2 separate regions of the Homo sapiens genome follow, and region 2 is linked to region 1. Evidence: chromatin loops called from intact Hi-C (ENCODE). Cell type or tissue: CD14-positive monocyte. All regions are shown on one strand. Each heading gives the region's core, and the rest is flanking DNA. Links, peaks and the distances in the headings are about the cores only.

The links. A loop is a pair of places that touch in the nucleus more often than their neighbours do. Peaks named below come from ENCODE experiments on the same cell type or tissue, not always from the same donor. Only the 100,000 strongest peaks of a DNase experiment are listed, where the experiment ranks them.
Region 2: a loop joins it to region 1, with 4 times the contacts of the local background. A loop is called at or near these places in 3 of 110 quality-filtered maps.

The regions. Positions count from the first base shown.
Region 1 is chr15:62,319,949-62,332,303 of GRCh38, reverse strand. No RefSeq gene overlaps it. Among named protein-coding and RNA genes, the nearest start is that of MIR6085, 17 kb to the left of the region's middle. In CD14-positive monocyte, for the core only: no CTCF peak of the experiment used is centred there; no DNase peak of the experiment used is centred there; H3K27me3 peaks cover 592 bases.
Region 2 is chr15:62,258,439-62,270,793 of GRCh38, reverse strand. It overlaps LOC102724938 (a long non-coding RNA gene), which reads right to left and starts at 3,833. Exons shown (of 3, transcript XR_932342.2): 1 at 3,729-3,833; 2 at 2,459-2,654; 3 at 1,718-1,799. RefSeq lists an enhancer at 7,389-8,588. In CD14-positive monocyte, for the core only: no CTCF peak of the experiment used is centred there; no DNase peak of the experiment used is centred there.

The DNA.
Region 1 (12,355 bases), core at 2,447-10,446:
GCCCCTCTGCCCGGCCAGCCGCCCCGTCTAGGAGGGAGGTGGGGGGGTCAGCCCCCCGCCCGGCCAGCCGCCCCGTCCGGGAGGGAGGTGGAGTGGTCAGCCCCCCACCCGGCCAGCCGCCCCGTCTGGGAGGTGAGGGGCGCCTCTGCCCGGCCGCCCCTACTGGGATGTGAGGAGCCCCTCTGCCCGGCCACCACCCCGTCTGGGAGGTGTACCCAACAGCTCATTGAGAACGGGCCGGGATGACAATGGCGGTTTTGTGGAATAGAAAGGGGGGAAAGGTGGGGAAAAGATTGGGAAATCAGATGGTTGCCGTGTCTGTGTAGAAAGAGGTAGACATGGGAGACTTTTCATTTTGTTCTGTACCAAGAAAAATTCTTCTGCCTTGGGATCCTGTTGATCGGTGACCTTACCCCCAACCCTGTGCTCTCTGAAACATGTGCTGTGTCCACTCAGGGTTAAATGGATTAAGGGCGGTGCAAGATGTGCTTTGTTAAACAGATGCTTGAAGGCAGCATGCTCGTTAAGAATCATCACCACTCCCTAATCTCAAGTACCCAGGGTCACAAACACTGCGGAAGGCTGCAGGGTCCTCTGCCTAGGAAAACCAGAGACCTTTGTTCACTTGTTTATCTGCTGACCTTCCCTCCACTATTGTCCTATGACCCTGCCAACTCCCCCTCTGCGAGAAACACCCAAGAATGATCAATAAAAAATAAAAAATAAAAATAAAAATAAAAAAAGAATCATTTCAACATTCACCTCAGTCAGAATGGAGTTGTTTTCTTCTCTACTTTACAGACTGGTATATGAAAAAAACAAAGAGGGAGAAACATAACAAAATATTGTGTATGGTAATATTCAATTTTATGACAGAAAAAAACTGGAAGGATACATTAAACAACAAAATGCTAATAGCAATTCATGCTAATAGCAAATCTTTCTTTCTTTCTTTTTCTTTCTTTCTTTTTTTTTTTTTTTTGACATGGCTTCTCACTCTGTTGCCCAGGCTGGAGTGCAATGGCACGATCTCAGCTCACTGCAACCTCTGCCTCCCGGGTTCAAGCGATTCTCCTGCCTCAGCCTCCTGAGTAGCTGGGATTATAGGCACACACCACCACGCTCGGCTAATTTTTATATTTTTAGTAGAGACAGGATTTCACCATGTTGGTCAGGCTGGTTTTGAACTCCTGACCTCGTGATCCACCCGCCTTGGCCTCCCAAAGTTCTGGGATTATAGGTGTGAGCCAACACACCTGGCCACTAATAGCAATTATTTCTGAATGTTGAACTTAGGAATAATTTAAAATTTCCTACATTTTCTAAAATTTCTACCAAATATATGTAGTTATCAAATTACAACATAAATGCTATGACAATTTTTTTTTTTTTTTTTTGAGATGGAGTCTTGCTGTGGCTCAGGCTGGAGTGCAGTGGTGCGATCTTGGCTCACTGTAACCTCCACCACCCAGGTTCAAGCAATTGTCCTGCCTCAGCCTCCCAAGTAGCTGGGACTACAGGTGCTTGCCAACGTGCCCAGCTAATTTTTTGTATTTTTAGTAGAGACAGGGTTTCACCATGTTGGCCAGGATGGTCTCAATCTCTTGACATTGTGATCCACCCGCCTTGGCCTCCCAAAGTGCTGGGATTACAGGCGTGAGCCCGGCCGACAATGTTTCAAAAAGGAAAAGAAAAGTGGTGGAGGAGCAGAGTCCCATGGGCTAGGGACAGGGACACTGGCAAGCCGGGTTTCTGAGCCCAAGGTGTCTGCACAGGCGTAGGGTAAACTTGCACAGACTTTCAATATATATTTGTTGGTTGAGTTATTTAAATTTATAAGGAAAAGTTCTGGTGAATCAAAATGAGGAAACATTTGAGGTGCACATAAGGAAGCCATCCTTGAGTTTTGTGTTTTTCATACTAAGTATCTAAAAGGTCTGTGCATCTAGTCTTAGATAGAATACCACTCCGAGGTGTTTATCCAAAGAGAGAGAGAACATTTTTAGGTATAAGTCCTGCAACGAGAAGGCTAATAAAATACAGTATAAGTTAAGTATTTGTATCCTGGTAGGGGCCTCTTTTTTCTGAAACAAAAGAAAGCAAATCAATGCAAAGCTTACTCATAGTGATGTTCCTACAACGCATTCTCATCTTCATTCCTCCAAAGAGAACATTTCCACAGTTTGGTTCTCTCTCCATTACATTTTGCAGGCCTTTGATGTCCTGAAATCCATCCTTCAGGAATAGTCAACTAATTAATCTTCTCCCAGAAGCAGATGCTTTGGAAAAAATGGTAATTAGGTGAGCAAAAAAGCTTTCATCTCAAAATTTACTAATGAGTAGTAATGTTCAGCTTACCTTAAAGACCTGAGACAGGCCCCAGAAGGCCCCAGAGTTCTGTCCACTCAGTCATCTGTGGCCTGGTTTTGAAAAGCTCTTTTTCTTTTTCACCTAACTTTCTCATATAGCATCATGCTTTGGTTAGCACTGGACTTTTGAAGTGACCTTTGTTTTGATTTGTGATTTGTAACCCTAATTGTAACAATCAAGCCAGGCCAGGCCACACTGCCAGATAAGATAATCACATCTTCTACCCTGTCTAATTGGGGTGGCACCTGCTACCCAGTCAGGTGGCCACAGGAGGAGACTCTCAAGGCCCAAAGATGGGGAGGGTTGGGTGGGGTTTCACAAGGGTACGTAGAAAATGAGGTAAACCTCACTATGCAGGAATTCCCCTTTGAGTATCCCAAACATTTCCAAAATTAATCAATTATTTTTTGAATAGATTGTATATGCATGAAGCACAGAATTTGAAAGATACAGGGCGGGCACGGTGGCTCATGCCTGTAATCCCAGCACTTTGGGAAGCCAAGGCAGGTGGATCACTTGAGGTCAGGTGTTCGAGACCAGCCTGGCCAACATGGTGAAACCCCGTCTCTACTAAAAATACAAGAACTAGCCAGGCATGGTGGCGTGCACCTGCAATCCCAGCTACTCAGAAGGCTGAGGCAGGAGAATCGCTTGAACCCGGGAGGCAGAGGTTGCAGTGAGCTGAGATCGCACCACTGCACTCCAGCCTGGACAACAGAGCAAGACTCCTTCTCCAGAAAAAAAAAAAAAAAGAATTCAAAAGATATAAAAGGGTATATGCAGTGGCACTAAGTGTATTTCATGCAGGCACATTGCATATGGCTGGACAGGTAATATACTGCACAATTCCAGGGAGCCCCAGACCCATAGTCCAGAATTTTTACACTCTTGTTTTTTTTCAAGATAACTCCTTTTTTCTTATTGTATAAATAATACATATTCTTGGGGGAAAGGTGGAAAGTAGTGAAAAGTTCAAAGTACATAAAAATAATCTGTAGGCCGGGCAAGGTGGCTCACGCCTGTAATCCCAGCACTTTGGGAAGCTGAGGTGGGCAGATCACCTGAGGTCAGGAGTTCGAGACCAACCTCAACATGGAGAAACCCCGTCTCTACTAAAAATACAAAATTAGCCAGGCGTGGGGGTGCATGCTTGTAATCCCAGCTACTCGGGAGGCTAAGGCAGGAGAATTGCTTGAACCTGGGAGGTGGAGGTTGCGGTGAGCCAAGACCGCACCATTACACCCCAGCCTGGGCAACAAGAGTGAAACTCCATCTCAAAAAATAATAATAATAATAATAATAATAATCTATAATCACACTCAACTGGCAATAGCATCTGCCTACATATGGATCTGGTTCCTTTCAGTTCTTTTAGAAACATATATTTGCTAAGAGTATTAAATAAAACAATTTCATTGGTTAATATCTGCTAGAGTCTTCAGCTCCCTCCCAAAGCCCAACTATAACCAGGACCTACAGAAAGCATTGTTTTATGCAAATAAAACATATTCAGGCTGTGTGCAGTCGCTCATGCCTATAATCCCAGCACTTTGGGAGACCGAGGCAGGCAGATCACTTGAGTTCAGGAGTCTGAGACTAGCCTGGGCAACATGGAGAAAACTGTCTCTACAAAAAGTACAAAAATCAGCTGGGTGTAGTGGTGTGCACTTGAAGTCCCAGCTACTCGGGAGGCTGAGGCAGAAGAATCACTTTGATCTGGGAGGTGGAGGTTGCAGTGAGCCAAGATCACGCCATGCACTGCAGCCTGGGTGACAGAGCAAGGCAATGTCTTAAAAAAAAAAAAATTCTGGAGTGTTGGGGGGAAGGGAGATGAAGGTAGAGCTTAGATATGATCAGCAAACTTCAGGCCTCAAGACTTTCTGGCAACTTGTAGATAAAATTATCCCCTTACCCTTCTGCCGTTTTAAAAAGGAGTGGGTACCAAATGCCACAGGCTCATGAAGAGATTTTCATTTCTTTACATTGAGATTTAAAAAAAAAAGCACAATGCAATATTTTTCAAAGAGTCAAATTCATTCATTCTTATAAAAAGGGTTCCCTTCAATAATATCCTACTTTTTTGATGTTAAAATAGGCTTTTCTTTTAGAAACAATGAAAGTTTCAAAACAATTTTCTCAACAATCGCACACACACAAAAGTTGGCAACCCTCTATCACTGCCCTAAATTATTTTTGTAATTTTAATGACTTGTGAAATCTGAAAGTCTCAGAATCATTGAACTCCATATGAACCTCTTACTGGATGAAGACCTCCACAGGGAAAGCTCTGTTATTTATTAATTTGCCTGGCTCACCCAAGGCCCTAAATATACGTTCGTCAAACCACTGGACGAGGAGCTGGTGGGAGTGGGGCTTTGGAAGAGGGTGGTTGGGCTAAAGCGCCCTGGTACACTGGAACTGGAAAAGACATTCACATTTGCTACATGAGCATGATTGCCTAATCCCAGGTAGGTGCTTTAGATTCTCTATATCTTTGAATTGCTTGTGAGGACAGTGTAAGTATCAGTATTCTCATTTTACCACAGATGAAATGAAGACTCTTAGAGATGAAATTGCCTGAAACTACATGGCTGGCAAAGTGCAGACTTTAGATTACAACCCAGGGTAGTTGGACACTGGAGATGTGACGTCTCCCACCATGCCACGGCCAGATCACAGACCACTAGTTAAGGACCCCTGATCTGGGTAAGTTGGGAATGTATATACCTCCCTTCCCCCTAAAAGCGGGCGAAATGTTAAAAGGGAAGAGGCAGGCACTTTCTTAATTCTCAGCACCACTTTGGTGGATGACTCTGAATCCCTTAGACCTGGATCATAATGGCTCCATTTAAAAAATCAAATTGAGGAAAAATAACAAAGAGGTAATCCAATTCTATGCAAATGTAGCAGATAAATTATGTCTGTCCACACTCAGGTTCCCTTGCTGTAGTTTTCCCCTCTCAGATTTACTGGCTTGCACCCAAACCAGCCTCAATTTGATTTACCAGAAGCCCTCAAGGCTGAGTAATTCATATTTATTCACAATTGTATGCACAAAGCACTCAGAATGCAGTTTCCTGTTAGCTCTGGGCTTCTCAAACTTTAAGGTCCGGTAAAAATGCAGATTCCAATTCAGTAGGTCTGGGGTGGGGCATGAGAGTCTGCATTTCTAACATGCTCCTAATAGATGCTGATGCTGCTGGTCTTTGGATGGCTTATTGAGTACTGAGAGCTTAGGTCATATTAATTTGCCTAACTAGGTACTTTCTGAGCTGGGACCCACGATAAAATCTTCTCTCAGGGAAGATTGTCTTTCAGGCACTTCATCGTAGCATGATTCCATCCTGATCTCTGGGAAATGAGAGTTTGTGTGTGCTATGAACAGAGCTTAGAGCCTCAGCAAACAGTTGTGCAATGTATTTGTTTTGTGTAAGGAGACCTTCCTGGGTTATGAAGTCACATCAACAGTCACTTGTCAACTTAATTCTATATAAAAGATGGCTCTTCGTGGAACCTCCACTTTCACATTTGCCTCAAATACATACTTTCATTGTGAATTATCCACATAATTAAGAATGTGCAAATTAGGCCTATCAATCTATGTATAACAGTAGATTGTAGTGTAGATACTTTTATAATCTTATATTTGCCTTAGGCCTATTTCTTTATTTAAGGTTACATAATTATATCCTGAAAAGAGCCATAGTGGTCGTCTAGTATTATTTTACAGAGGAAGAACTGTGGTCTACAGAGGCTGATTAAGTTGTCCAAGGAGACCCAGCATTAAGGCTGCTGGAACCCAGAACTTCTCAGTCCAAGGGCTCTGGGACTGGCATGCAGACTGGGTGCCCTGTACCAATTGGTAGAGGCAATCCAAGGCACGTGAGTTCTCCAACCGTCTGCATCCTTAAATATTCCCGCTGAGGAGGCTTTGACATTCCCGCCTACACCTTCTTTGTGTATCTTTAGGAATCCACAGACTACAAGGGATGGCAAGAAGGCCGTGTTTTGTGGTGATGTCAGCAGCTGCCATCGTCGCTGAGGTCTCAGTGGTGGGAAGTTAGAAGAGAGGATAGCACAGGAACCCACCCTGTTGCCTAGGGAAGTATAATAGAAAGCATACTCAAGCCTGGCTTGCTAGCCGCCCCCACGTTTAACCTTGTGAATGTCACAGCCTGAGGGATCAGCCTACGAGCCTCCCCTCCTTATGAATGAGTACTTTCCTGGGGCTGGCAGGGCAGCTCCCTCCAAAACACAAGTGGGTTCCATGGTGAGCACCACTTGTCTGGATATATGGCAATGACTTTTCAAAATTTAAAAAAGAAAGAAAATTTAAGAAAGAAAATTGTCTAAGACAGAAGCAACTTTTGAAAGATTTTTAACCCTTAGGCTCTTTTTATCAGTTACACATACATATATTAATACCTGCTTATGCAAGATAATACTCTCTCCCTTTTTTTCTTCTTTCCTTCCCTCCCTCCTCCTCCTTCCTCTCTCTCTCTTTCTCTCTCTCTAATTTGGAATTCCCTGAAAATACAGGTGTGCTGGGAAGGAAACTTAACCTATGCAACATGTGTGGAGCTACAATTTTTAGAGAATTAGAGTTTAACAAAACATACTAAAAAGTGTTTCTCAAAGCCTGTTATATGCAACAGAGATTCCATAGGATGTGCTGGTAAAACCAACCAACCAAAAGAAGAGGTTCTGCCTTTATTTAATTGAACAAATATCCTTTATGTTGCAAGTGGTATCTATCTCTTATAAATTTCCAGTGCCCATTAGCAAATTAAAATATTGGAGAAGTACTTTAGTAATGAAACATTTACATTTTGTTTCAATGTAAAGTGTGGTATGAAAACTTATTCAACTGAATGTTTGAATTGTTTTTGTTGGTCTGTGACAAGTACTGAAATGAACTAGGTAAGCATTTAGAAAGTTTAGAGAAATTAGAATAATTTAATGCTTGTTGACACTACTAATTTAAAAAGCTGGGGTAGTATTTCTTTTTGTTTTTTAACATTTCATTTATTCAAAAATTAGTTTTATTGTATTTTGCAAAAAAATTGGTCTGAGACAAATTGAAAATTAAAACAAAAAACTGGTCCTTTACCACAGGGAGTTCGAAAAGCACTGGTTTAAACCATTTTTCCGAGACTTACTAGATCAAAGAAACCGTACTAAAGTACTCTGTTAATAGCCTAAGGAACTTGAGTTTTGTAGACTATATTTTGGGAAATGTTATGCAAAAAATTTAACCAGACGCAATTCAATCGTTCTTTAATAATTTCAAAAGCAGCTCAGGAATTTGAGGGCTTCAGGCTCATCATTTAGAGCCACAAGTTTCACTGTGCTGCAACTGAGTTGTAGTCTTAGTTACTGAGCACGTGTACAGCACAGTCGACCAGGCTGCAGTGTTTGCCATGTGAAGAGCCCAGGGGTGAATATTAATAGCCCTGAGAACCTGAGCAAGGAGTGAAATTTGCAAAAAGCAAAAACATTTTTAAAAAGGGAGTGACATGAGATGATGTACTTAGCACTAATTAAAATTTCATGCCTGGCCAAATCAAGTACACATATTTTAGAGAAATTTAAGTCTATAAATTATGAAAATTTTATTTCATGTTCTCATTCCTTCAAAACTGAGTTGAAAGAATTTTCTTTTTAAAAAAAGTCCTTATTTCCCCCAAATTACCTTAGTTCAGTGCTAATTTAGTGTCTTCATTATTAATTCAAATTTGCAAAGTTAAAAGAAACCAGTTTCTCTCTCGATTGTACGAGGAAAAAGAAATGAGTTTATTCTGGCTGTGCGTGGTGGCTCACGCCTGTAATCCCGGCACTTTGGCTGGCTGAGGAGGGCGGATCACCTGAGGTCAGGAGTTCGAGACCAACCTGGCCAACACGGTGAAACACTGATTCTACTAAAATACAGAAATTAGCTGGGCGTGGTGGCAGGTGCCTGTAATCCCAGCTACTTGGGAGACCGAGGCAGAAGAAGTGCTTGAACTTGGGAGGCGGAGGTTGCAGTGAGCCGAGATGGTGCCACTGCACTCCAGCCCGGGCGACAGAGCTAGACTGTGTCTCAAAAAAGAAAAAAAAAGAAAAAGAAATGACTTTATTTTAAAATTTACATATATGATTGCTTTTTAAATATCTTTCTGCCAATATACTGGTCCTTTGTGGGTCCTTAGCTTCTGTTCCTTCCCTTCTGTTCCCTGAGGTGTATTTTAGGAAGCTGGAAATTTCATTTCCCATACACTCTTGTCAGATGGCTTTCTGTTAGGTTCCTCCCTGGGAAGCCCTGACAGGAGACTGGGAGTCAGGCAGAGGAGAGCTTGCTTCAGGCTTCTGAGGCGCTGGGACAGGGGGATGGGGATTCCTCAGGTCCGCGCGCTGGTGCTCAGGGCTTGCAGCATTTGGCAGTTTCAGCATTAGTCTGTGGCTGCTCCCTGGTGCGCCCAAGACAGTGCAGGACAACCCAGCAGCAGAGTACAGAGGATACGCCTGGTAACCCTTTCCCCTCCTTTTATTCCACAGCCCCAGGAGAGATAGTATTTCCTCACATTCCTAATATGTGGGTTATCTCATCTTCCCCTTTTGTTCTTTCAGCCTTTTCAACACTGTAGTAATGAGTTGCCTGTAGTAGATCCTCTCTGAGATATCTAGCAAGGTACCCATCAGTAAGCCATTCAGAAGAAAAACTTATATTGGTACCCTGTTTAAATATGGAGATATACATATTTGGGTTATATGTACATATGTGTTACATTTCATATCCAAAAAGACTGCAATTGAAAATATATTTTAAAGTCCACTGACAAGACCTTGTTTTGCCAAAATTCATGCAAAGATATAATTGATCACTTAGTAATGAAATAAACAAATTAGAAGTTAAGGTAGCTGGATGGTGGTAGGTGAATGGGAGTGAGAACCTGTATCTGATGAAGTGTATAGTAATAGAACCTGGCTTTAAAAATGTATTATTTGGCTGGGTACAGTGGCTTATGCCTGTAATCCCAGCACTTTGGGAGGCCAAGGTGGGAGGATTGCTCAATCCCAAGAGTTCGAGACCAGCCTGGGCAACATGACGAATCCTTGTCTCTAGCAAAAAAAAATCACAAAAATTAGCCAAGCGTGGTGGTGTACACATGTGGTCCCAGCTACTGGTGGGGGCGTGTTGGGGGGGTGAGGCCAGCGGTTGAGGTGGAGGATTACTTGAGCCCTGGAGGCAGAGATTGCAGTGAGATGAGATCGTGCCACTGCACCCCAGCCAGGGTGACAGGGAGAGAGAAAGACCTTGTCTTAAAAAAAAAAAATTTAATGTATTTCCTGAATAGTGTGAATAGGAGTTTTCCAAAATGCTTTTGTAGAACTCTGGTCTTTACTTAGGGAAGAAAGAGGGATTCTGTGTTCATGTAAGTCTGGGATTTAGAGTGTATTTTACTATTTCTCTTGGCAAGTCACAAAGCTATTAGCATATAAGTGGCTCTGAGAGCTTGCAGTAAAGGTACCTGCTTAATTTTGTTTAAATAAAACTTTCCAAAATTTAGTTGATCATGGGATTTTTTTTTCCTGTTTATCAATAGTAAATTGCCATATTTTAGAACTTATTATTGACCAGGCATTTTGCAAGAATTATTTTCTTTAATCCACTGCTTAACATACACACATGCACACATAATTTTATCACTATCCCTAAATAGCTATTGCTGTTTTTTGGATTAAAGGAATTGTAACAATGAATACACATTTCACTCTATGCCATATTTGGCTTGGTTTTTTAATTTCATAAACATTTCCTTATGCAATATAAGTTGCATAAATAGTGAGTATGTGGCTTCTTTAGCCAATGCTGGCAGCACAATATTATTGACAGCATCTCCCCTAGAAACTGCTTTTCCTCACAAAATGTCCAGGGATTAAAACACAGAAAGATGTAGGAGTAGGGATTTTTTTTTTTTGAGATGGAGTTGCTCTGTCACCCAGGCTGGAGGGCAGTGGTGCCATCTCGGCTCACTGCAACCTCTTCCCGAATTCAAGGGATTCTTGTGCCTCAGACTCCCAAGTAGCTGGGATTACAGGCATGCACCACCATGCCCAGCTAATTTTTGTATTTTTAGTGGAGACGGAGTTTCGCCATGTTGGCCAGGCTAATCTCAAACTTCTGACCTCAAGTGATCCACCTGCCTTGGCCTCCCAAATTGCTGGGATTACAGGCATGAGTCACCGCACCTGGTTGGATTAAGGAATTCTTTTTTTTTTTTTTTTTGAGACAGTCTCGCTCTGTCGCCCAGGCTGGAGTGCAGTGGCACCATCTCGGCTCACTGCAACCTCCACCTCTAGGGTTTAAGCGATTCTTCTGCCTCAGCCTCCCGAGTAGCTGAGATTACAGGTGCATGCCACCACGCCTGGCTAATTTTTTTTTTTTTTTTTTTTTGAGATGGAGTCTTGCTCTGTCGCCCAGGCTAGAGTGCAGTGGTATGATCTCAGCTCACTGCAACCTCCACCTCTAGGGTTTAAGCGATTCTTCTGCCTCAGCCTCCCGAGTAGCTGGGACTACCAGTGCGCCACCACCACACCCGGCTAATTTTTGTATTTTTAGTAGAGACTGGGTTTCAACATATTGGCCAGGCTGGTCTCGAACTCCTGATCTTGTGATGCTCTCACCTCTCCCTCCCAAAGTGCTGGGATTACAGGCGTGAGCCACAGCGCCCAGCCTAATTTTTGTATTTTTAGTAGAGATGGGTTTCACCATGTTGGTCAGGCCAGTCTCGAACTCCTGACCTCATGATCCACCCGCCTCGGCCTCTCAAAGTGCTGGGATTACAGGCGTGAGCCACTGTGCCCAGCCAAGGAATTCTTTAATGCTTTCCACGTTTATATTTAAATGCAACACTCACCTTAACCTGCTAAGTAAAAATAACCAAAGTCCACAAGGAAATTTTAAAAAGCATAGCATATGTCTTTATGCTTTAAGCTGCAGGATAATAACTGGAGTAATATTAAGTTGGTGCAAAATTGAAAGTAATTGCAAAAACCGCAATTACTTTTGCATCAACATGATGCAATGTTCTGTGTGCCAAATGGCCTCCTGAATATGGAGGGGAACCCGAGCCAGCCTCCATGCACATCCCAGGAACCCTTTATATTTCTAGTGAACGGTATAGAACCATGGCTCACAGAAAAGTTTGCTTGCTTGCTTTTTTTCTTTTTAATGCTAAAGTTAAATCAGCTGTAAAAGAAAGAGGATCTTTTAAAAAATTTCTGTTTGTTCATGTGTAAACAGGCTTAGCTTACCCTGTGGCTCCAGAGATGCAAACATAACTTGGAATTTGAGTCTGGATGATTCTTAATAGGAGCCATGATTTGGATTTGGCTGAAAATTCCCAATCTGTTTTTCCAGCACAGGCTGATGACGGCTGCTGGCCAGCACTCTGGCTGGCCTGGCAGAGCCTGCTTTGCCCTCTCCTGTTTCCCTTCCTTTCAATGGGCCTTTGAAATGCCCAGCTAACAGCTGCTGGAGGTGGGAGAGAAAGGCCTGGCAGAAAACAGGTGGCTTCACCTGTGTCACAGTTGTGCCAGCTCCAACAACTGGCCATCCAGCTGGGAGAAGGACAGTGGGGTCAGAAATGCAAAAACAGGAAGGAGGGGGAAAGGGAAGCAAAAATGACGGGGAGTTGGCGGCAGAGGAAAGGCTGAAGGTGAGGAGAGCCTGGATTTTTTGACATCATTTAGCACCAGTGAATTAAGAGAACTCATAGAGATGTTAAGGTGGATGATACGTCTCTGTCTAAAATATGGTCACTTAGTTTTCTTAGGTTCTCTGATCCTGCGATTCCAAACAGAGTTTGAAACCTGATAAACTTTAACCAAGTCGACCAGACTTAGACCACATACACTTTCCAGGTTTGGAGGTGAATTCTGTCTCAGTCGTCCTGGCAGGAGGGCTGAACAACTCAGGGAGCTTTGGTTTTAGGCATCCATGCCA
Region 2 (12,355 bases), core at 1,937-9,936, 61 kb after region 1:
CATGCCCTTATCCTGCATTCTAGTGCGGCCCTGGTTATGCCTCCTCTGGCTCAGTTGCACAACTGGTGGTAGCTGGCTAGAAGTGTTTAGCAGTGGTTGCCAGGATTACACTGATGTGGTCCCAACCCCACCTCCCTCCCTGCCCTGTGGTGTCGGAAGAAACTAACACAGGGAATTGGACACAGCCAAGAAAAAAACGGTAAAATGAAGCCAACTGGTCAAGGCCAAGAAAAAAAGGTAAAATGCACGGGGTTGTGGCTACCTGACCCAGCCCTAAGCCCCCTTCAACAGCAGGACCACTGCTAGAGTCCGTGCCACTCCTGAGGCATACCAGGCTGGGCCTCTGGGCTTCCCCAACCAAAGTCTTGTCAGCCAGCCCCGCCCCCTCAGCAGCCCAGTCCCCACCCTCACTGGTCACCCCTGGGTGACTTTGGGCCAATGACTCCCAGGGCTCTCCACTCCAGATTTGGTCCTCACCTCCTGCCACCCCAAGCCAGACCTCCCTAGGCTTTTTGAGCTCATGTCTCCAAGCACCCCCTCTACCATTCAGAGCGATGTGGCCCCCCCAACAGGGAGGAGTTGTTGGGAGAAAAGCTGAGGGTTGGGAGAGAAGCTGAGGCAGGGCTTGCACGTCTGACATCATGCAAAAGAGTCTTGGAACATGTCTGGGGTCCAGAGTATAAAACCCCTCATGACCTTTGGAACACCAATCTCCATGCTGAAGGGTGGAAGTCTGCCCTGCCACACCACAATCTAAGACCAGGGCATAAAACCCCTCATGGCTTGGATGGAATCCAGGGCTCAGGGCATAAAACCCCTCGTGGCCTCTGGAATGTGTCTAGACTTGCTGGCTTCTTGGTTCTAGCAATCCCAGGTTCATAAAACGATTGTATCTTAAACTAGAAGAACATGTTTCCCATTATCTCAAGTAGCATAACATGTTCCATATACTTCAAAGAAAATGCTAAACCGTCACAGCTGTAGCTCATTCACCTGATGCACTGCTTTCTCCCAACCCTCATATCCTCACTACCTGCTTCTTTGTTGGATTACCAATAAATGGCATAGGCTCCCAGAGCTCGGGGCCTTCACAGCCTCCATACTAGCGTTGGCCCCCTGGTCCCACTTTATGCCTTAACTTGTCTTTTCTCATTCCTTTGACTCTGCCGGACTTCGTAGCCCCCATGGCCTGGTGTTGGGTCTGATCACCCCAACAAGGAGTGGAATGTAGTGAGTCACAGTCCCCCTGAGAACTGTCATTATTGCCACAAGACTGGCCTTTGATCTTAGGACCCAGTCCCCTAAGTGTTCTCACCCCCTATCTGGTTCCTCTGGTTGCAGTACAAATTTCCAACTGGAAGGGGAATGGGAACTATGGAACCTGGGAGCAAGAGGTTTCAGGTTGCCTTACTCCCTTAATTTAGACACTGATAGTGTGAAAAGCCTACACTCCCCACTGCACCCCCACCCCTGCCCCAACCTGTGAGCAACCATTGACAGTTGTCAATGGGAGAATGGGATTGGTTGGTTTCCTTCCAGGCTTCTCTTCTTAAGAGAGACTTCAGCATTTTGTTTTCTGAGTTCTCTACCTCGTATTTGAGTTCTCCATGGTTCTGAGACCAGAGTGCCCTTCAGTCAGTGGTCTCTGGAGTGAGATCTGCTCATCTTCTGTGGAACAGATCTTGGGAAACTGAACTTGACAGCTTGAATCTTCCTCATCTCATGTCAACCTAGGGTACTTTGCGTGGCACAGGATAAATATGGGGCATCTTTCTGAAGCATCAGTTTCGCTTGATTCTCTTGAAAGAGAAAAAATAATATACTTAGGGGTGACAGTCACATAGATTTCTAAGAGTATACCAGACTTCTCTCTGAAATGAGGCTTGGGTTGTCCTCTTTCTGATAAATTCCCAGATTTAACAGAAAGGCTGCCTTCTGCCATGAAGATACATTGATGTAAAAGTTTAAGAGGTGCTGGTGCACTTCTTACTCTAACAGACGTGTGAGGATGTGTGACTCTAAACTGCACAGTGTACAGTTCCTGCCTATTTCATGTTTACTTTTCTACCTCTGCCTCTGGTTTTGGTCCCTGGCAGCTGCTGATTCATGGCAAAACCCCAGAGCTTGGATCAGAAGACTGAGTTTAAGTTTCATTATTGCCTTTTTTTTTGTAGCCATCATATCAATCCCTGTCTGTCACTAAGTGATTGTGACAACACCTTGTACAGTTGTTGGTGGCATTAAATCAGATGGTATATAAGAGTATTTTGTAAAAACTGTAACGTACGATGTGACTGTAGGGGCTTGCAGTTCTCATGAGTATTACTGCTCTTCTTTTCCAAAGTTGAGAGAATATCAGCAGAGGAACAGCCCTGATGTTTGGCAGGAATAAAGAGGAAGAAAACGAAAAAAAATGGCAGTAGCACTAAGACAACCACTTCTGGTGGTTGCCACTCACCTGGGGATGTGAGTCTTGGCTGACCAGGCTCCTGAGGGCAGGGGGCCCAAAGGGCAGTAGAGGGTAATTGTTAAGATTGTGGAAGAACTGTCGGGTACTGGTTAAGAATTCTGGGTTCGAATCCTACCTCTCCATCTGCTAGGGATATGATTTAGGGCAAATTGCTTGAGTTCTCTTTGGGCCTCCTTTTTCACATCTGTAAAACAGGGGTGGTATTGTTTTACATATATTTGTGAGGTTTAAATGAGATTTGTTATCGCTGTTGTTTTTGTGTTAATCCCTAGTAAGGGGCCTGCTGTAAACACCCAGGACACCCAGGAAATGGTAGTTGCTGTTTGATTTTCCTCATCCCCAGTCTCAAGGGGGAAACCAGGCCAATGAGAACAGTCATTTGCCCATCAGGCTGTCCCTTTAGGAGTTACTGAAAGGGCCCCAGCGTGTGGTGAGGAGAGCCCCAGGCACTAGGATTCGGAGATCTAACTTTTGAGTTCATCTTTGCCATCAGCTTGCTGAGTGACCACAGAAAAATCACTTCTTCCACTGGTCCTCAGTTTCCTCCTCTGTAAGATGATACTGGGTAAGATCAGTGTCTTTCGTTTTTTAGCTGGAGCCCCCTTTGTTCAAGTGAACCCTTACTCAGAAGTCTGGTTTTTAAAATAGAGGTGGAGGTCTTCTGGAGCTCTACCAGATTCATCGCCCACGTCCTGGGCCTGAGGAGAGGGGTCCAGTGAGTGTATTAAGAGCTGCACTGGTCAGGCGACCCCACTCTGTGTGACTGCATCGCTTAGGGGACTTTCCCATCTATTTGTTCCTGCCCCTGGCAAGGCAGCAGGTGGCCATTTGGTGGGAGGAGGTCAAAACCACAGGTCATGGTTTTGACCTCCTCCACTCTTCTTCAGCATTTCGTTTCCCTGAACCTATATCTTCCTCATTCCCTGACTTTCTTGCCTCTCTTTAAGCGACTCTTTCTCCCCCTGCCCTTGTTTTTCCCTTTTCGCCTCCTGTAGATTCAGGACTTTGTGAAGGTGCTGCGTTCCCCACATTGGACAAATGGAAGGTGAGAGAGTGCTGAGACTCCTCCCTGGCTTGCTCTCTCCAGCTGTGCATGCCCTTAGGCTTCTCTGGTTTTGGGGGATACTTTGCCTTTGGCTTATTATATTTTGCTGCCTTAACCTTCAGCCTGTTTTTGTCCGCTTCTTCACTTGCTTGATTGATTGGGTTTTTTTCCTTCCCCCACATCTTTTATCATTTTAGAGAAGGTGTGACATACCTTAAAGTTTAAAAACAATTTGAGAATAACTTTCAGAGCAGGCATGTGGGATTTGGGACTTTTTTTTCTTTTGAGATGGAGTCTTGCTCTGTCACCCAGGCTGGAATGCAGTGGCACAATGTCAGCTTGCTGCAATCTCTGCCTCCCGGGTTCAAGCCATTCTCTTGCCTCAGCCTCCTGAGTAGCTGGAATTACAGGTGCCCATCACCATGCCCAGCTAGTTTTTGTACTTTTAGTAGAGACAGGGTTTCACCATGTTGGCCAGGCTGGTCTCGAACCCCTAACCTCAAATGATCTGCCCTCCTTGGCCTCCCAAAGTGCTGGGATTACAGGCATGAGCCATCATGCCCGGCCTGAGATTTGGGCTTTTGAGTGCCCAGTGTGATACTCTCAGACTAGGAGGGATGGAGAAAAAAACCCAACCAACTTTTAGGTTTTGCCCTAAAGGCAATCATTAGACCACATAGAAGTTTGTGATTTTTTAAAATTAATTCACTTTGGTTTAAGAGTAGAGAACATAGGGTTAAGAGAAAATGAGTTCACATTACAGTTGGAAGGATTGAATCTATTTTTTTGGAGGAACTAACTGTGAAAAATATGAGGTTAACCAAACAGATAAGTGACCGAAACATTCTGCCCCTAATCTCTTTAAAATCAAACGGACACTTAGCCATATTCATTGGGCTCTTGATAGCAAAGACACTTTGCTAAATAAACAATGGAGAGAATAGATGAACAAGCTAGGCTGCACACTGAGTGAGGCAGACTCCTCTGAAGGAGGAAAGAGAGAATTTTGGAAAATTCCAAATGCTCAGCTGAAGGGTAGGTTGGTTCCGAATGGACTCGAGGCCGGAGGAAGTGGCATTTGAGGCTGGCTTGAAGATTTAAGGTGGGTAAACATTCATCCATAAGGGGAGTGGGGGAGGCAGGGGGAGTGGTGAGGTCATGGTCATCATTATGAATTCACAGAGCACCTTTCAGGAGCACAGGGAGTCTGGTGGGGGCAGGGCATGGGGGTACACGGGGCTAGGAGATGACTTCCTCTGGTTGTGATTTGGCATTTCCTTCATATCTAACTTACCTGGGGGGCTCCTGACAAGCCAGAGGAGCAGGGCACAAATGGCACCAGATCCTGTTGAAGATGGGCATGGGGAGGGGGACTAAGACAGAGCACCCTTGGCTGCTGTTAGAGAGTTGTTCAGTCATCACACCTGTTACCCCCGCAGTCGGTCAGGTCTGTCCAGGTGCTGTAACTCACCTTGCCAGCTCAGAGGAGATACTGAGTGGTACTGTGGGGAGCACAGGCCTAAGGGCATCCTGCAGCCGTGTATTTGGCTTTTTCTCTGCCAGTGGTCCAGTGGATTAGGGGGTCTGAAGCCTGTTTTCTAATGCTCTGAGATTGTGTGCCCAGCCCAGGTCTCTGTTCTGGAAACAAAGGCCCAGATCCACATATTTCCTTCTTGCTGTTTAGTTTTAGTGTTTGTTTTTGAGGCAAGAGTCTGGCTCTTTCTCCTGGAGTGCAGTGGCGGCATATCGGCTCACTGCAACCTCTGCCTCCTGGGTACAAGTGATTGTCATGCCTCAGGCCTTCCGAGTAGCTAGGATTACAGGCACCCACCACCGTGCCCGGCTAATTTTTTTGTATTTTTAATAGAGACGGGGTTTTGCTGTGTTGCCCAGGCTGGTCTGGAACTCCTGGCCCCAAGTAATCCACCAGCCTCGGCCTCCCAAAGTGCTGGGATTACATGCATGAGCCACTGCGCCTGGCTCCTTGCTGCTTTTATACCTTCTCCATATCCATAACTGTTTCCCATGTAAGTTTTTTTTAAAAATTTCTCATTTTTATTACCATGTAAATTTTCTTTCTTTCTTTTTTTTTTTTTGAGATGGAGTCTCGCTCTGTCGCCCAGGCTGGAGTGCAGTGGTGTGATCTTGGCTCACTGCAACCTCTGCCTCCCAGGTTCAGGCCATTCTCCAGCCTCAGCCTCCCAAGTAGCTGGGACTACAGGCACCTGCCACCACACCCGGCTAATTTTTTGTATTTTTAGTGGTGACGGGGTTTCACTGTGTTAGCCAGGATGGTCTCGATCTCCTGACCTCGTGATCAGCCTGCCTCGGCCTCCCAAAGTGCTGGGATTACAGGCGTGAGCCACCGTGCCTGGCCAACCATGTAAGTTTTCTACTCCAGGAGTGTAGGTCTGTGATTGCAGTATCCTGAGTAGAGCTGATAACATTTCCAGAAGTAGGGAATAATGGAGAGAGAAAAAAATCTTAATGGGATGGGACCATTTGAGGAGAGTAGGCTTTATTTTTTTTAAACTCCATTCTTAGCTACAAGACTTAAAATTATCTTCAGTTCTTCCAGCCTCTACAGCACTTGCTCTAAGGAGGGAAGCAGATTTGGGTTTTCAGAGGCCAGGACCAAAGGGTCCAGTGAGCAGGCAGTCCTTTCCCTGGAGCGAGGTGTAGCCACTTCCTCCAAACCCAGCTTCCCTGTCCAGGCCCTGGCTCCCTGGTGGTTTTCTCTTGTCAAGCTTAGCTGGTCAGCCAGCTTTTTCCACTGTCTGCCCACCTGGCCTGTTGGATATTAGAAGATCTCTAGAGCCAGATGCTTGGGCCAAGAGTAAGGCCAGAGCCTGGAGACAGGCTGGGTGGGGCTCTGGTCAAGCAAGTAGGTCCAGTTCAGGGCAAGGGAGAGGCTCCAAATGACTCCAAGTCCTGAATCCTAGGATGGTCCCCAACTGCTGTTCTCAGGAAAGAGGCCCCACAATTTCTAAGTTGCCAAGAGCCATAGGGCAGATGTCTTATGTCTGTTTTTTTGGGTTGTTTCTTGGTTGGGTAGATGTTTCTGGATGTAAAAGGACAGGGTGGGGGTGGTGACTGTGGTTTATTGTCTTTTTACCTACAGAGAGCGGGGAGAGGCTTCCAGTTGGGCAACTTTTTTTCCCTGAAAAGGCCTGAATCAGAAACACAGTTAATAGGCCAGGTGCAGTGGCTTACACCTATAATCCCAACACTTTGGGAGACCAAGGTGGGAGGATCACTTGAGCCCAGGAGTTTGAGACCAGCCTGGGCAACATGGTGAGAACTTAGAGAGACGGGGTCTCGCTATCTCACAGGTAGCTTGTTCTCTAGGACCAAGTGGCCTTCCTGGGAACTGGACTGGGGGAAGGCTGAGACTGGACTTTTCCTTGAGGTCTGGGGAGATGCAAGATTGTTGGAATGAGCTTGGGAGCTTGGCTCACCCCACCCTGGGTGATTGTTACCAGAAATTGAATGACCCTCTTATATGTTTCTTCCCACACAGAAACATGATGCTGACAATGGCCCTAATCTTACAGGTGAAACCAAGTGAGTGTCTCCTATTGGGGCAGCAGCCTCTAGGCCAAGGGAGTCAGGAAGGCCACTGCCCATGACCTTCTTTCCCATCAAGCCACTTGCACCCGTGACCCATGTCTCCACCCCTAGGACTTTCTCATTGACCAAGAGCCTGCAGTAACTCTACCAACAGCTCAATGGTGTTGCCTCTGAGGTACCTCAGAAATTGAAGCCCAGAGTGGGGTGCAGGGGCAAGGAAAGTATGATAGAAAGAAACTGAGGCAGGGTTTTGCAAGAGAGGACAGATCCTGGGAGCAGCTGATTTGCTGCTGGGCAATGTTGAGGAAGTCGCCTTTTCCCTTAGCCTTCTCCCTTGAAGCTGTTCACGTGAAGGAGTTGGACCACATGACTGGTTGCATCATTTTTTGCTGCAGAAGCACCAGATGAGAGCTGCTCTGAAGGGAGGGATGGTGGGGAGATAAGAACTGTGAGAGAATTTGGTACAAAAGAGTTATGGAATGAAGGGTTCAAGATAGGCAGAAAAGAAAATATTGCCAGTTGCTGGGGAAGAAAGGAGGTCATAGGGCTTAGACACTGAGGGGCAGAACATTTCCATGCGCACTCTCATCTTTTGTAGTCAGCAACAGGTATCCACTGGGAGGGCCCTGCATCATCGTGTTAAGAATAAAAAGTTCCTCTTCAAAGTTTCCCTTTTTAAAAACAGTAAGTGTTAAGAAGAACAACAGTTCCTTTTAAAAACTTCTTTCAAGTTTTCTTTTCTTTTTATGCTACAAACTAATAAATCTTTTAGTTTACTAATGACTCTTTGTTATGCCCTGGGTAGCTGTTAAATATAGTAGAGAAATAAGTGTATTCTATGTTTCTATGTCCTTATATTTTAAACAAAGCCTAAGTTGTTTATTCTAGTTTCTAGTCTGCCTAGATATGCTTGGACATGCCCAGGCATGTCCCAGCTTGTAGCCTATGCCTTTTCCTTATTTGGAAATGTTATTATTATCCCAGTTTCCTGTACGTAACCCCCTCCCTTTCTTTGTTCTCCATTGTGCCGTTACCTATTTAGGAAAGTTTTAAGATTTTAGCCAGTCAGAATCAGTTTAGATTGTGAGTTCCAGCTCCAGCCAATGGAGATAGGACACAGCAGTACGGTCCTGATGCATCAGGGATAAAAACTCCTGCTTTCCTTTGTTTGGTGTGCTTTCAAGGCAATCTGGCTTGCAAACAGGATCCTTCTGCAGAAGTAAAATTGCCTTGCTGAGAAATCTTTTGTTTGTGTTTTCGTGTTCCTTACGACTCTGAATTTTCATTTCTAACAATCTGCTACCCTGAAGAATCTGGACGTAAGAGGGCCTGGGCCCTCTGGGCCAGCCCTCAAACCTCCTCCCACAGTGGGGGTTGGATGACCCTCTGCCCGCTAAGACATCCCAACAGCTCCCAGCCCTAATGATTACCCTTTCTGACTCTCCCCACAGTCCTCCTCCAGCTCCTCCTCTCTGCGTGCATTTCAGAGCTGTTATCAAGAGGTAACTGTACCCTGGACTCCAGCTATCTAACAAACAATCAACTCAATAGAATAACTGAGAAATAGTTAAGAGTCCAGTAGGGTCTCCTGGTTCCACTCTGCCAATCTGGGCTCCAGTTTCCCCTTGGGGCCCTGAAGAAAGGGGCTAGGAGCACCCAGTGCCAAGGGCAAATGGGGAGCTGGGGGGCCCAGGTCTCAGCTGGAGGGACCCCAGATCATGGAGCATGCATCATGGCTCTTCTGTTGCTGCCCTCTTTGCCTACTGTCTCTTCTCCAGACATGCCTGCTCCAGTCACTGCCAGACATGCCTTGGGATTGTTGCCTCTTGGGGAAGTGCTAGTCTGACTGGTTGTCAGGAACTCCATATTTCTGCCCTGACTCAGTCCCTAATTTGCTCTTTGATTCTGGACAAGCCACCTCTCCTCCTTGGGCTTGCGTTTCTCAAGGAGGTGGAGAGTATCAAAAGTCTCTGCTAGCTCTGAGAGTCCAAGATTTAAAGGTCTACTAGAATGTAAACCTCAGGGCCAAGGGATCCTGTCTGAATCTATAGGATTCTTTTCCATCCTATATCCCTGCTATGAAGAATTGTACCTGGCCCGTATGTGCTTAGCCAATGTTGAATGAATGCACTTTCTAAATCACAAGCTGGCAGAATGGTGGGCTTTTCTCAGACTCCATCTATAGACGTCACTGGTAGAAGGTCGTGACTACAAGTTGTCCAGGTTCTTGGAATTTTGAACAAAGAATTGGACAAAACGCCTAGCAAATCAAAGAAAGAATGAAGCAACAAAAGAACCAAAGCAGGAATTTATTGAAAACAAAAGTACACTCCACAGTGTGGGAGTGGGCCTGAGCAGCAGCTCAGGGGCCTGGATACAGAATCTTCCTGGTCCAAATACCCACCAGAATTTTCCCATCGGCCACTTCATGCTCACCTCATGTAACTGAAATGGTAGCCGCAATCAGTCTGATTGGTTGCAGAAAGCAGCCAACCAGAGGCTGAAGTGAAGTTACAAAAGTCACACTCCTGTGCAAACAATCTGATGAGTTGCAAAAAGCAACCAATCAGAGGCTAGGATGAAGTTACAAAGTTATACTTCTTTGCAAATGAAGACTTGACCAGCAATCAGTCTTACTTGTTGCAGACAGCCAATTTCCCATCTGCCTCACAGAAAAGGTCAGAGGTAGTAGCCTCTGGTTCTTTGTTACTTAGACATGGAAAGTTAGGGTTTTCTTTTCATTTTGGTTCTAGGAAGTCAGAGCGAAAGAGCCTTAGGTTCCCTGCCTCCAGACCCTATTTTCCTGCCTCATAGAGGTTTATGTCACTGTCCTTTTGAGAGAATCCAGATTCAGACTTTCAGTTCTGTGGCTGTGGGCCAAAACCAACAAAGACCCAAATCCTCTGTCCTTGGGAGCTTGAGGAGAGTTTACCAGTTCATGATCCTAGTGGGTCTGAGAACTTTGCCTTTAAAATCCACTCCTGGCCCCTGCCTACTGCTTCATGGCCTGGGGAATAGAGTGGAGGGGGCCACCCTTGGTCACCTTCCTTTGACTCTCCCAAGGAAACAGCACAACCAAGAAATTGTGGATCAACTAGAATCACACTAGTAATGTAATTTCTTTGCTCACAGCATGACTGCTGGGTTTGGGGGGCACTCAGATGTAGAGGTGCTAGTCTCGTCTTGCTGACCCCCAGCCTGGGAAGAAGGCTCACCCCCCAGGTTCCACCTCATCCCCACAGGGTCCCTGATAACCTGGTCCCATGGGTGGGCCTGTCCTGGGGCATTGGTGGAATTCTGGGGGCATGTCTTTGCTGTGCCATCTCTGCCTCCCCCTAGTAAGAGCTCTGTCTTCCTCTTCCTATAGGAAAAGCAAGAAAGCCAGCAAAACCAGGGAACCCTAAAGAGGCAGTTAGAGGTGAGTGGAGGGTGTGAAGTTCCCTCCTGTCCTCTGGAGAATGTTGCTTTCCTTCTCTTTCAGCACTTGCTTGGCTTTTCTCCCAAAGGTTCAAATTCAGAGAACCAACAAACTGATGTCTGAGAAAGGAAAATTAAATACTGAACTGTATCATATGCAACGTGCTGCCAGGCACTTTGAAGGTGGGAATCTGGGCACCCTGTCATCCTTCAACCTGGTGCTTTGATAGGCCTTTGGACCCCATCTCAACCTCTCTCATTTCAGGAGAGTCCATGGATCTGGCCAGCGGCCTGCAGTATTCCCAGCAGTGTGTGGGAGAGTTGTAATGGACTCTTTGCTGTCTCCATGCAGCAGAAGAACATGGACAGTGTGAGTCCTACCGCCTGCCCCATCCCTTGGCAGCCCAGCTTCCCAGGTGGAGGAGTGAGGGACCTTTAGGTCCCTTCTGCAGGATGGAGTGTCCTGCCCAGAAAGCAGCATGGGCCATTTCTCATTGTTTTTGTGTGTGGTTGTTAGAGGCAGCCTGCGGCTGAGTTGGCTGCTGTGGATGAGTTGGGGAGTGCTGTGGGGAGCAAGCAGAGCTTGGACGTGGAGCACTGGATGCAGAGCTTAGAGGCCAAGTGCCTACCCTGCCTTCACTTGGCTGTGGCCTTAGCCAAATCCTAGGTGTGGGATATGGTACTTGCACTGTGAAAGTACAGAAGAGTATCTTTAGTATGTTACCATTTGTGGAGAGAGAAGGACCGTGTGTGTGTGTGTGTGTGTGTGTGTGTGTGTGTGTGTTGTGTGTAAGTACTATGACAATATACATAAAACATGCTTGAAAGTGGTCTCAGAGCCAGACTGGGTCTGGCTGCGTTTTCTTGAGGCTCAAAAATGAGAAGCAAACTAGGAAAGAAGGGGATTTATTGCTGTAACTGGATACAGAGAGAAGGCTGGAGATAACTCCACCAGACCAACTCGAAATGTTACAGTATTCTTAGTGTTTATATAGGTTGGGGTTATGTGTCTACGTACAGTATAGCATTCGCCTAAGTCCACTGATAACTAATTTTGTTTCAACTAGAAGGTCAGAGGCAAAAAATGCTTGCTAAGTCTGATTAAGCTGTGAGGGCCCTGGTACCTTCAAGGTCTGTCTACTGTGGTACCTGAATGATTATTTCTATCTTACCTCCCTTACAGCTTGGTCTGGAGACTGCCTTAGACCCTCCGATGAATCTATTCAAACAGCTGCCTCTGTTACCTTGACTCGTCTCAGATTCCGTCGACCCGAGACAAGGAATATAAGACTGTCTCTATTATTTTGACTTGCTCCAGGTTAGGGAGAAGCCTATGCAAGGGTCCTACTGACCATATGTTTCATTTTTAGCTTTGATACCTGGGCACGGATTTCCCTAGGTTTAACTATTTGCTCAATGTTAAGGCAGCTCTGTGGAAATTTGTTTGTATAACTGGAGTGCGGTGCAGGGCTCTCTGTGTGACTGTCATGAAGGCCTGTCTGTGTGACTATCAGGGAGAATTGGCCTGCCACAAAAGGATTCATACAAAACTCAGGAGAGAGAAACAGGGTGGCTGGGAGATATTTCACTTCTGTACCTTCTGAGTTTGGGACTATGTGAATTTATCATTCTTTCAAAAAGTGAACAAAAAGTTAATTTCCTCCTTCCTTTCTGTGTCCCGACCCCCAGTGAAAAAAAGGGTTAGAGAATCAGATATACCTGGGTGTTCAAATCCCAGCTCTGTCTGAGTGATCTTAGGCAAGCAATTAACCTCTAATACCCCATTTTTTTAATCTACGCAATAGAGGTAAAAATAGTAACTGTCTCATATGGTGGTTGTGAGAATTAAATGG